2 separate regions of the Mus musculus genome follow, and region 1 is linked to region 2. Evidence: chromatin contacts called from ENCODE Hi-C or POLR2A ChIA-PET data. All regions are on one chromosome and are shown on one strand. Each heading gives the region's core, a stretch centred on a gene start or an enhancer-like site at or near the end of the contact. The rest is flanking DNA. Distances are from core to core; before and after follow the strand shown. Region 1 has its middle 17 kb from the start of C330024C12Rik. Region 2 has its middle 35 kb from the start of Socs5.

The links. A loop is a pair of places that touch in the nucleus more often than their neighbours do. ChIA-PET counts read pairs that join two places held with the same protein, here RNA polymerase II (POLR2A).
Region 1: a map of heart shows a loop between it and region 2 (1.9-fold over the local background). The contact joins two enhancer-like sites. A Hi-C loop is called at or near these places in 1 of 37 maps with a recorded cell type or tissue (heart). POLR2A ChIA-PET finds 5 or more read pairs at or near these places in 1 of 5 experiments (Patski).

The regions. Positions count from the first base shown.
Region 1 is chr17:87,175,225-87,181,529 of GRCm38, forward strand. No RefSeq gene overlaps it. Among named protein-coding and RNA genes, the nearest start is that of C330024C12Rik, 17 kb to the right of the region's middle. Within about 2 kb of position 3,855, at least 2 of the 3 ENCODE cell types and tissues checked have a DNase peak (open chromatin) inside an H3K27ac peak, as active enhancers do.
Region 2 is chr17:87,140,126-87,146,220 of GRCm38, forward strand. No RefSeq gene overlaps it. Among named protein-coding and RNA genes, the nearest start is that of Socs5, 35 kb to the left of the region's middle. Within about 2 kb of position 2,382, at least 1 of the 3 ENCODE cell types and tissues checked has a DNase peak (open chromatin) inside an H3K27ac peak, as active enhancers do.

The DNA of each region.
Region 1 (6,305 bases), core at 2,605-5,104, 37 kb after region 2:
GCCTGGAGCTGCCAATAGGAGGCTAAGACTTCAGTGGTCAGCCAGGTCCAGCTAGATCACAGATGAGCCTGTAAACTCTAGGGAGATATGCATGCCTGTGGCTTTAATCCTCAGCCTATAGAGTCTAGGGAAATATCTGTGGCCTGTGGCTCTGCATGGCCTGTGGCTTTGGCCCGCTCCCATTTCCAGGTCTTCCGGCCTTTTGGCATCTGAACTGGGAAGCCCTGTGAGAACCCCCGCCCCCATCTCAAATGAGCTACTGTAGGGATGGGGCTCAGAACCTGCGCCTTAAAATGGTACCTCTACCTCTCTTGCCCCCCACTCTTCAAAGCTTGGCTGTAGTATTTTTTTATTTAACAATAACTATCACTCAATATTGTTCAGAAGCTTAAAACAATATTATAGTTACTACCAGCTACATAATAAATAACGCATGTTGACTCCACTACTCTAAGCCCTTCAGTGCATCAACTGACTTGGCCCTCAGGACAGCCGTTCTACATACTGCAGTCATGATCCCATTTTACCTATAGGAAACAAGTACTCTGAGAGGTGAGCTGTCTGGCCAGGCCACACAGCAAATGATTGGCAGATTCACCTTCTGAACCCAAGTTACTGAATATATACTCCTAAGCCCACTCATGCCTGTGGAACTAAGGACTGAGAAGGTAGCTGTCACTCAGCAGAAGGGAGTGATGGGTCCTTCCTTGTCTCCTTCAGGCCTGGGTGTTCCTGGTGTGCCTCAGGATTCGCTTTAGGGTTTGCTTATATGGAGGATTCTGAAAGCCAGGAGAAATCTGGGGTTGGAAGGGCAGCAAGGGGGTGCTCCCTCGATCCCGGCACCCCCTCCCCTCCCTCAGCCCTCCTTCCTTTTAGGGTTTGGCAAACACCAATTCATTTGAGACCTCTTGTGCAGCTGGAAACAATGCAAGTTTATTTTGGCACTGGAGAGAGGGCCGACTCCTCTGCTCTGGACGCCTCTGTGGGAAGAGGGGTAGGGAATGTGGCCTGGCCACTGTCGGTTCCCGTTTCTCTCCCAGACGCATACATGGCGCTGTCAGGGCCGTGTGTGGAGCCCTGAGAAGGAACTGAAAGAAGAGCTTGCCGTCAGACAGATCCTAAGGTTTGTCCTTCCTACCCCAGGGCTCACCTCCAAAAAGAATTCCAACAGAGGCCATGATCTGCAGGCAACCCGACAGAAAGCTCTCAGCCCGTTTCCTCCCCAGCCCTGGCACATGCCCACCTGTGTATTTGGTTTCCGACACTAAATGTCTGTAGTCAATGTGGGGAATAAAGTCACACTGAGCTACAAGGAGTGACCAGTGTCCCCTGGTCCATGCCCCAGTGGCTGGGATCCAGGGTCTGCCCACATCGGGGGCCACAGCAGAAGTACGTTTGCACCCTACTACATAGCTCAAAGTCCCCCACAGCTCCCTCACCCACAGCCTGGTTTTGCCATTTTTACAAACATGGAAACGATGACCCAGAGAGAGTAAACAGTCAGTGCCTCTCACAGAGTGGGTAGGTCAGTGGTGGAACCAGGATGTGCTTTGAGTTGAGCCTCTGTCTGTCCCCAGTTCTAGGACTTCCTTCCTCAGTACTTGGGCTACAAGTTCATCCTTTGTCTGAGTGCCTCTCCGTTCTCTGAGGAAAGCTCGTGTGCAAAGCTTCTGAGGGTGGGGTGAGCTAATCTTTGTCCCCTTGTCATTTCTACCCATGAATCACATGAGACCTAAACCTAACTTCAGGCAGAGAGGAAAAATTCCCTATCTCTGCACTTGGCCGTGACTACTTTTCCAAGACTAAGACCAGTGGAGTGTGGGAGCCCAGCCTTGCCTCTCACTTCCTAGCTGCGGGATGTGTGGGCACATTTCTCAGTGCTTTGGGACCACCATCAAAGGGGAAGGATTACGTCGTCCTCCGTGCTGGGTGGTTAAGGATCTGGAAAGAGCATGTCTGGAACCCTTCACCCACGGCCTACATGCAATCGGCCAGCCAGTGGTGTCTGCCATAGCCTCACGAGCCTCACCAAGCCCTGGTTTCTCCTTTCCTGGGTGGGCATTACAGACTACAGTTCCTTCCATTTCTTCCTTCATCAGAAGTGGGTGTTCCTGAGTTTGGGGGAGCAGGTGATGACAGGCTGAGAGGGCTCTGTACGCCACGGCACAGCACAGCTACCCTGGTTAGCTAAGCAGCATCCTGGCTCCTCATCTTCCCACCCTTCCACTACGGTTGGCAAGACTGTCTGCTTTTCTCTTCAGAAGCCTACTCTCTTGTACCTGGGCTCCTGTGAGCCTTTTAATGGGGGTGGGGGGGGGACAAACAAACAAATAAATAAACAAAAAACCTTAACTAAAGATAATGTTGGGGCTCAGAAAATACTCCAGAGCATGAAGCTTTGGTGCACCAAGGACTTTGAACTAAAGGACTGGGGCCTCTTCAGCCTCTGCTTCTGTGTCTCCTTTCTCCCCCCCCCCCACTCCCCCCTGCCCCCCCCTTCCCCCCCCCCCATCCTGGAGGGAAAGAAGCTCTCTGGGGCATTGTCTGTGAGGGAGATTTTCTTCAGGGGAGTTGCAGTTTTCATGGTTTCCTCTCTAGTCCCTCACTGAACTCAAAAGAAAAGGGGACCAGAGATCAGACAGCTTGCCCACAGAGACCTGCTTCAAGTAACCTTCTATTCTAGAATCTTTGCTCGCCCTGAAGCACTTCTCTTCTCCCCGTTCCCTAGAATCCCAAGCCCCTAGTTGAGACTTCTCTGTAATCCAGCATGACGTTTAAACTTTAGCCACCTGCCCCCCACTTTTTTTAAAATAAAAAAAATTTTAAAAATGATTTATTTGTATTTTATGTGTGTGGGTATTTTGCCCATTTGCATGCTGTGTATGGCATTCCAGAAAAGAGCATTGGATCCTCTGGACCTGAAGTTACAGATGGTGTGAGTGACCTTCTGAGTGCTGGGATCTAAATTCAGTTCTCTGTAAGAACAGCAAGTCCTCTTAACTGAAGAGCCCCCTCTGCAGCCTCCACCTGGCCTGTTTGATGTATTACAAAGTTTTGACACCTGTGCCTTTTCTCCTGTCAATTTACTGTCTGTTTTTATCTTAGCAGATTCAACCAGAACAATCTCTGAAGGCACCCAACATTAGAAAAAAAAAAGGAAAAGAAAAACCTTTGTCATTATACAGTCACATACAGTCACATGCACCCAGGGTCAGCTTCAAACCCTCAACCTGAGAAGAGAGATTCGAACCCCTAACATGAGCATCAGTGGTGAAACTCAAGAGATACCGAGGGCAGAGAGGCAGCACACATTCACACATTCTCAAAGAGAGCCAAGGCGTGAGTGTACAGACCACTAGTACCTGCAGGGACCGCAGCTAGGAGTGAAGCGAGGAATCTGTGGGAAGGTGGCCCTCGACTCAGCCTCAAGTGCAGGGGACTTTTAGCAAGCAATATGCAGAACCTGCCATCTGCTTGGGGGGTCTCTGCCTGTTCTTGGAAACTGTCTTTCCTTCTAGATCCTCTCCCCCTGATCCCCAACAACCCCAGCAGGCTGTGAGGTGGGGGAGGGGCTTGAGAACCCTTTGCAGCCCGAGCTCCTTTTGACAGCAACAGCGCAGATGCTCAGCTGACCATCTCCACGCCTCTCCTGGGCTTCACTGGGCCATTCCTCAGGTTATCCAACAAAGACATTGAGAGCCTAGGGAAGCTAGCTTGGGAACAGAGCCAAGACATTTGAGTTTGGACTCCAGTTGTAAACCTGCTTTCTCTGCAGACACCTCCTCAGATGAACAGGGTACAGAGTGAAGCCGGGAGGCAGCAGGTGCGCCACCGTGGGGACTGTGACGGGGCAGGCTCAGTGAGAAAAATGACAGATGGCTAGATGGGTTGATCTAGGGATTACTAAATCAGCAAGCTCTCCTTCTCCAGCCCCCAGCAGGCCCTTCTTGGATCTCTGTCCAGGAACTCCTAGCCCACCCCTAGGAAGCAGGAGGAACTGGGCCCGGTGCCGCCCACAGCCTCTGCCTCCAGGGGACTCTTTGAATAGGAGACACACGCACTTGGAGTGAGTTCCCACCCAGGGAGAGGCTGAAACACTTAGGGTTCCTATTTAAAGCCTCCTCCCATTCATCATTTCAGCACCAACCAACAATTAAACCTGATTCAGTCAACGCTGACAACACCGTCGGCCTGTTGCTGACTATTTAAAACTCTGTCCTGGCCTCTGGGGCCTTTAGAACCAGGACTGTTTGTCCTGCCAGGAACACAGCCCCACCCACCTGATCTTGAGATTCCCAAGGACATATGCAGGGTATAGGGTCTACCCCAGCAGCCCTGGCTGCAACTCTCTCTACCTAGCTCACTGTGGGGGTGGGGGCTTTGAGAGGCTGGGGGTGGGAAGACAGCGCTGGGAGGACCAAGAGCTGCCAGAAGAGGGGACTTGAAAAAAGAGAGAGAGAATGTAAAGGCCATAGGACTGATGTACACGGCATACTTGTGAGATTTCAAAATTAATTAATTAATTAATTAATTAATTAACTAGTGAAAGAATAAATCAGAAGTAACGTGAGAGTGATGCATATGCTTGGATGGGCAGGGCAGGCTGGGCAGGACTCCGGGAAAACCCACCAACTAGCTCTGTAGGCTTGACCTGGTCTTTTGGTCTTTCAGTGTCTGTCTTTCCCAAACTAGTGTGTAATAAGAATGACAAGAACTTTCTCCTCAAACCTTCTCCTGGGTAGTCAAGACCCCACCCCACCCCCAAGTCTGCTGGTCCCAAGTGCTAAAGAGAAGTCGGAAATAGCTCGATCTAGGGCTGGGACTAGGATGAGGCAGCTCGGCGGTAGTGTTACGGTAGGGTTGTGGCAGGGTTTCCTGGTGTGGCCACAGCTCTCCGAGACGGTATCACTATGCGGTGGGTCTACACTGGTGCAAAGCTGTATGTTGTCTGACTCAACTCAGCTTTGAAGGCCAAGCAAGACTTGAAAAGGCCTGGAGTTAATAAGAAGCCAGGCTAGATAGATCTCCTTAGACCCTGCAAAGATGTGCCCCCTCCCCCAAGCATTTCCCATTGGACCGCTACAGTCTTCCAAAAGGAAATGCCCAGGCAAAGGAGACAGCTTGCAGTTGAGAGGCTGCAGGCTTCAGAAACCTGGATGAATGGCTGACTGGGGTGCCTATTTAACATATCCAAGTGGATAACAGGCAGATCTCCCAGCATCCCTCAGTCCATACCTGTTCCAGGGTGTGGTTGGCATACCCTGCCCCTTATCCTAAACTTCTCCAGCCCAGGGGCTGGGCTGCCCTTCCCAGTATAGTCTCAGTTACTCTGCCCCTTTGCCTACCCTTCATTGTCTTGTCTCCTGGCCTGGGTTGCCCCTCTTGGCCAGTGGCTCCTCTCTTGTTCACTCCCCCTGTGTCCTCCCATGGTCTGGTTTAGTCTGCCAGCCATGTTCAGCCTGGAGTCTTCCCTCTGCTTTCTTTCTGTCTTATATTTACAATAAAATCCTTCTCTGTACTTTAGGAGTAGTCATGATGCTCCCCCTTCCCACCCCACCCCACCCCACCCCTGCCATATTTCATTTTCTCATTCAGTGGATGATTAGGGGGTCCAGAGGCTGGGCTCAAGGGCACTGACAGCCACTCACCCCATCATAGGATATTTTATATTGCACAAGGTGACAGGGGCTTTATATGTACCCTAAAACTGTCTGTGAGGATGAAGCCACTGACACCCTCAGGGTGCCAGGGAGGAAGGAACAGAGTAAGGACCAGGGAGGGGAGCCAGGGAGGTGAAAGCAGACCCACGATTGGCTGCCTTCCTAAGGTCCCTAAGGCTTCTTCCCTGCTCTGAGTTCCTGGTTTATAGTCAGGACTCCCAAACTCCAAGGACTCAGCCTCTCAACAACTCAACCAGACTTTAAGCCCCTGGAAGGCAGGGCCGTGATGCCAAAGGCTGACTTAGATCCTAGCCTGGAGTAGATGCTCTAGAAGCCATCTTACGCATCTGTCACCTACAGACTGTTTTTTAAAAGCCATCTTGTCTTAAAATTGAAGATTAAAAACAGAGCGTAGCTCACAAGGCCACTGGGGAAAGCAAGCCCATCTGTATAAGCGTTTAACAACAACAACAAAAAAAAAGTCTTCGTCTGATGTGATGCGCCTCAGAGCGGCTCGCACCAGATTCAGTACAGCTGGGGCTCAGCCACAGCAAGGAGGCTGAGGCAGGAATGACAAGGTGGGGTGCAGAGGCCACCTTCAGGAAAACACCCACAGCCTTCCGTCCTGGGGACGTCTGGATTCCT
Region 2 (6,095 bases), core at 1,132-3,631:
AAGCTGCAGTCAAACCTAGCATGGAATTCTAACTTTTCATGTCAGGGTTGCCTGTGCATCTATTTTAGCACAATTATTTACAGTGTACACAATACAAGCTTATGTAATTGTAGACAAGGCAGGTGTGGCACACAGTTTAGTCCCAACACTCGGAAGGCAGAGGCAGGAGATCTCTTTGAGTTTGAGGCCAACCTATTTTAAAGAAAACAAAAAACAAAACCTACCATGAAAGGTTCTAAAGACCTGTACCCTCCTACTGTACAATCTTTCAGAGGTGATAACCATTTCTTTCCAGTTTTCCAATGTTTTTAACAACAGGAAGACTGGATTTAATAAAGTATATACTACATGATAAATAGAAGATGAAGCAATTTTAAACCCTGGGTCAGTTTTAAAGGTACTTGTGTTGAGCTACACTCCAAGTCTGGGTCTTACCGGAGCCTCAGGCTGTTCCTGCTATTTGGTTTTGGTTTTGGTTGTTTTTATTGTAAGTGTATGTCTGTGCAGTGTGTGTGTGTGTGTGTGTGTGTGTGTGTGTGTGTGTGTGTACCTGGTACTTTTGAAAACCAGAGGAGAGCATGGGATTCCCTGGGACTGGAGTTATAGCTGGTCATGAGCCACCATGTGGGCGCTGGGAATTGAACTTAGGTCCTCTGGAAAAGCAGCCAGTGCACTTCACTACTAAGCCATCTCTCCAGCCCCAAATCTTAGGTTTTCTTATGTCATTGTTAGGTTGTGGGCAAGCCATTCAAGACTGTGATGTCTGGGCTACAGAGGGGAAGTAAGATGTGAGGAGATGAGGGATGTTACCTCACTGGGAGTCTACCCTGGGACATGGGCAAACAGAAGTATGAAGAGAGCTAAGGGAATGGCTGAGGTAAATAGTAATGGCAAACTGATATAGATTCAGTCCTGGGGTCTTCCTCCCAGCTCATGGTCTCAGAAATGAGACTTGGACTCAAAATTATTTACAAATACCTTGGCCATATACTAGGCTCTCCTCTAACTTAAAATCTCCCATCTCGCCTAGCCTATATTCTACCATGTAACTGGCTTCCTGTGCTCAGGTACCATGCGTCTGTCTTCTCACATCTTCCTGGGTCAATCTCCCACACCTGGCTCTATCCCAGAATTCTTTGTGCCTCCGGGATGTCCCACCTATTCTACCCTTTCCTATAGGTCATAGGTCTTCTTAATTGATGGGTGATGCATCCATACAGTACACAGATAATCTCTCTACAAACTGAACGTCTGCAAAAAGGGGAAACAAACCTGCCCTGGATGGAGTCCAGACGATGCCAGTATTGTGGGTCGGTCACTTCTGCAGGCACCAGGTCTTGGTTTGTTCATCTTGGTTTTGTTTCTGTGCTTGGACTTCCGAATCTAGAGTATTTTACTGGCTGAGCATCTCTCTTTTGCTCAAATTACCTTTCTTCTTTCATCAGGGGCATTTACAGTGTTCAGGGAAGGCCTAGGTCTTAGTGGGGTAGACATGTTCGTTTTCCTCTGTGAGGCTGGGTGCAGGAACTTCCCCAGTGGCCTAGGAACACCAGGGACCCCACTTGCCACAGGAGGTGGTGTAGGTTGGGCTCCTGGAGCAGAAATCCTGGGTGGGAGGGAGCTGTTCTCGGGCCTGATACAGCACAAGCTGTGCTTGGTGCCTGGTGCATTGTCACCACACAATCTCTTTTTGTCCTATAACGGTGAAAATCTGTCATACACTAAATGGTTTTGTGTTTTTCCATCTTCATAAAATGGGTGCAGTTATGCACTTAAACCTAACTTTTACCCTGATTCTCTTTCAATACATGATAAATTATTTTATTTGTGCTTGTCTTAAAACTACGACATTTTAAAAACAGTTGAATCGTAATACTTTTAGTTTCATTATCTTACAAATATTTTGTGCCCTTAAGTGTAATTGAGACAGTGTTGAATTTTAATACACCAAGAGACTAGTGAAATGTCTGGCTGAGTAGTTCCAACTTTGAGAATTCATAAATTGTGCCACTAAAATACTGTCTCTGCTTTTTAGCAATTTCTTTCTTGATAAAGAGCCAAAAGTCTCAAATTGTTTTCTAGAATTCGGTGTTTGCGTAACAGCTGTCACGGAACTCAGAAGTGAGTCCTGCAGGGAGCCTTTATGGGAAGGTGAAATAGACCACTGTCGGCAGTAAAACGGCAACTAGATTTTCTTTTTAAGTCAGAGTCAGAATTTCTTTGGAAATAAGATGATTCTTGGTTTCTTTCCCTGCTTCTGTTGATAAAATGACCTGACTTAGGACAGAAGGGTTTGTTTTAGCTCCCACTTCCAAGTCCGCGGTGACGTCACCCCTACAGCCAGAGGAGCAGGACAGATGCTGGTGCGCAGCTCACTGGCTCCATTTCCTGCAGTCCAGGGTTCCCACTGGGAGTGTTCCTGCCCACAGTCAAGATGGTCTCTCAAATATAAACCCAGAGCCCCCGCCCCTCCCCCTGTCCTCGCCCCGCCCCCTTCCAGATAACCCGTTCCTGTCTGACAGCTAATACCAACCAACCCCGATTCTATCCAGGGTTTGGGAAGTCGCTCAGGTGTTGGTTTTGTGTGAAGAATGCGGATGTGTTTTTCTGCCTGGCTCTTCCGAGTGTGGGTCTCATGGAGTATGCCAGCAAATGGACCAAGCTCTGTTGTTATCATTTTTGGCCGTGGCTTCTCCAGCCTTGCTTGCCAACATTGCATTCAAATAATACTTTTCTTTCATAAGGTCAGAGATTTTTTTTTTTAAGCATCCATGTTACTTTCCTAAAGTTCTGTGGGTAACTTCTCATGAATTCCAGTACAAAAAAAAACAGATGTCTACGTAGGCATGCATATGATTTGACAAATACAGAAAATGGAAATAATTTCTTCTATGCTAATGACTTGAAACCACATAGGAACTTCGGTGGAACATGAAAGAGTAGTATTTTGGAAATTGAAAACTACTTGAGGAGCAGTGGGGTTTTAAATGGTTTGCGATTACAGTCTCACAATTCATTGAATTTGCCCTCTGCAGGACAGGACAGGTGTAAATTGCCCTTCCATAAGAGTGAAGAGACTCAGTGAATGAGCCATAGAAATGGGCGTTTGTTCCCTGCCTTGTGGACAGGAAGTTGCCACTCTAGGTAGCTTTGAAAACCACACAAGAGATAAGGAACTTCGTGGCTGTATAGAGAATGAGGAAATTCAAGGAGAAGGTACACAGCAAACGAATACTGAAGAGAGGCCTCGTGTACGCAGAGCCGTCCAACTGAAATCCGGGTCTTAAGTCATACGATACTGGATGCTGTTTAACTTTTAACGAAGAGCAATGCCCTCGAGCCAGCAATCATCTGTGTATTGATGCGCTCCCTGGGAGGTGGGACATGAGAGTGATTAGGGACCGAGGCTGAGGGGGCGCCTGCCACACGAAGGGTCTTAGAGGCTGAGGGGAGCCTGCCACACGTGTATGGTCTTAGGCTTTTTTGACCTTTGTTTCTTCCTGTCACTAATCAAATAAAAACCTCACAGAGCCATATTTGGAAGTTTCATCAGAGGAGGGAATACAGCACCATTATTGATTTTTAGAATTCTGTGGCACATGGAGATAGAATAATTCAGTATCCGCTCGTACGTCAGAGCAGTTTATTCATAGCAATTTGTGGTGCTGGGAATCAAAGCCAGACCGTGTGCGTATGAAGCAAGGGTTCTACTGGGGAGCTACCTCCTACTCCTTACTGATTGTGGTGGGAAAGAACAATTTTCTTCCAAGCATGTTAACAGTGTTCCATACTTGTGGATTATTGTCAGCCTGAGTGGGCTGTGCCCCGGCTTGGCTGCTGTTCATCGGTGGGTTTCTCATTCCCGACAGGGCCTGATTTCTCACCTGCTTAACACGGAGGTGTGGAAATATGAAACCAAATAATCTTGGAGATGTGCATAGCACAGTGCCTGGCATGGGTGGCTGTTCTCAGTGTCCTTGTACCCATCTACACACAGGAATCCAGAGCGCCTAAGTGCAAGGCCAGTCTTCCTTTCTCTACGAAAGGCTCCACTAAAAGATAAATTGAACCCGTAGTTCTAATTGAAAGACTGTTTGTTCAATATGGGGTTTTATAAAAGGACATAGTCAGAATGTTGATACATTACCTCTGAGCTTTGTGGAAAAAAAATTTCATAAAAGTTCTTGCTTAGAAAATTACTAGGACACGGGTAGAATAAAGCACGCTGTAATTCTATTGATTTTAATGCTCATAAAATGTTTTAGTTTTCCATCAGGTAAAAGAATTTGTCTTGGGAATCAATAGAGGCAGGGTTGTAGATTCAAGCTTTGACATCCTGGTAGAGATGTGGCGATGCCTGTGGTCCCATAGTCTTCTCTGAGGTCAGCTGCTGTTGACCTGTGTTCAGGCCTTCACCATAAGAGGGTACAAGCACATCAGTGGGGGTCGACACCGCTTTCATCTCCAGCCACAGTCAACAAGAAAGAAACTCCAAGCCACCCCACTCAACATCCTTAGAGGCAAAACTTAATCCCACCATAAATCACTGGATGGCTCTTCCAACTCAAGACGGCTGATGCTGGGCTGGGGATAGGAGCGGATTGGTAGAGTGCTTACCCAGCATGCATTTGATTCCTACCCTTGCATAAGCTGGGCAAATGACACACAGTTTTAATCCCAGCACTAGGGAAATGGAGGCAGGAGGATGAGGAATGATAGGCCACTTCAGTTAAACAGTGAGTGAGAAGAAACTGGTGTGAGCTGTAAGAGGCAGTGCTGGGGAGATGACGAGAGAAGAGAGGGAAGAGAGAAGAGAATTAGCTAATGCTGCGCTCACATCCTGTCTTAGTGGGGGGGGGGGGGGCTCTGCTGCTGGGAAGAGTCACCATGACCATGGCAACTCTTACAAAAGAAAGCATTTAATTGGGGCTGGCTTACAGTTAAGAGGTTCAGTCCATTATCACCATGGCGGGAAGCATGGCAGCATGCAGGGTGACATGTTTGCTAGAGAAAGAGCTGACAGTTCTACATCTGGTTCCACAGACAGCGGGAAGAGAGAGTGACACTGGGCCTGGCTTGAGCATCTGAGACCTCAAAGCCAGTCCCCAGTGACACACCTCCTCCAACAAGGCCACACCTAATAGTGACACTTCCTATGGACCTATGGGGCCATTTTCATTCAAACCACCACACACATAAACCAGAGACCTTAAGGAGAGGGGTGGATGAAGGAACACTCGTTTCTTTAACGCTCATCTGGTCTGTGGGGGGCTTTACTTCTTTAAGATGTAAAAACTCAGTTGATTTTTTAAATCCCATGGGTTTTTTGTTTGTTTGTTTGTTTTTTTGTTTTTTCTGCTTTGACAAAAGAATATAATGATTCCAAACATACAGTTTGAAATTTTTGAATAGCTGTGCTAAAGTCTGGGGTTGTTTGTTTGTTTGTTTTTTGTTTTGTTTTTGTTTTTTTGTTTTTTGTTTTTTGTTGTTTTTTGACATATGCATTTGGGATCTCCTAACCCTGCATCTCAGAAAAGTACCTTACCATTCTCACCAGAGAGTTGCTGTGTCCAGTCCTGGTCAGTCCTCTGCTTGATCCCCTTCAATTTTTTTGTTGTTGTTGTTTTGTCTTTTTTTTAATTAGATATTTTCTTCATTTACATTTCAAATGCTATCCCGAAAGTCTCCTATATTCTCCCCCCGCCCTGCTCCCCAACCCACACACTCCCAATGCCTAGCCCTGGCATTTCCCTGTACTGGGGCATATGATCTTCGCAAGACCAAGGGGCCTCTCTTCCCTTTGATGGCCAACTAGGCCATCCTCTGCTACATATGCAACTAGATACGTAGTTCTTGGAGGTACTGGTTAGTTCATATTGTTGATCCTCCTATAGGGTTGCAGACCCCTTTAGCTCCTTGGATACTTTCTCTAGCTTCTTCATTAGGGACCCTGATAAACTATCTCTTGTGAGGCTATGACAGTGCCTGGCAAACACAGAAGTGGATGCTCACAGTCACCTATCGGATGGAACACAGATCCCCTCCAGTTGTACCAAGAGGAGTGAAGGACAACAGTCTGTTTCCCCTTGTCTCCT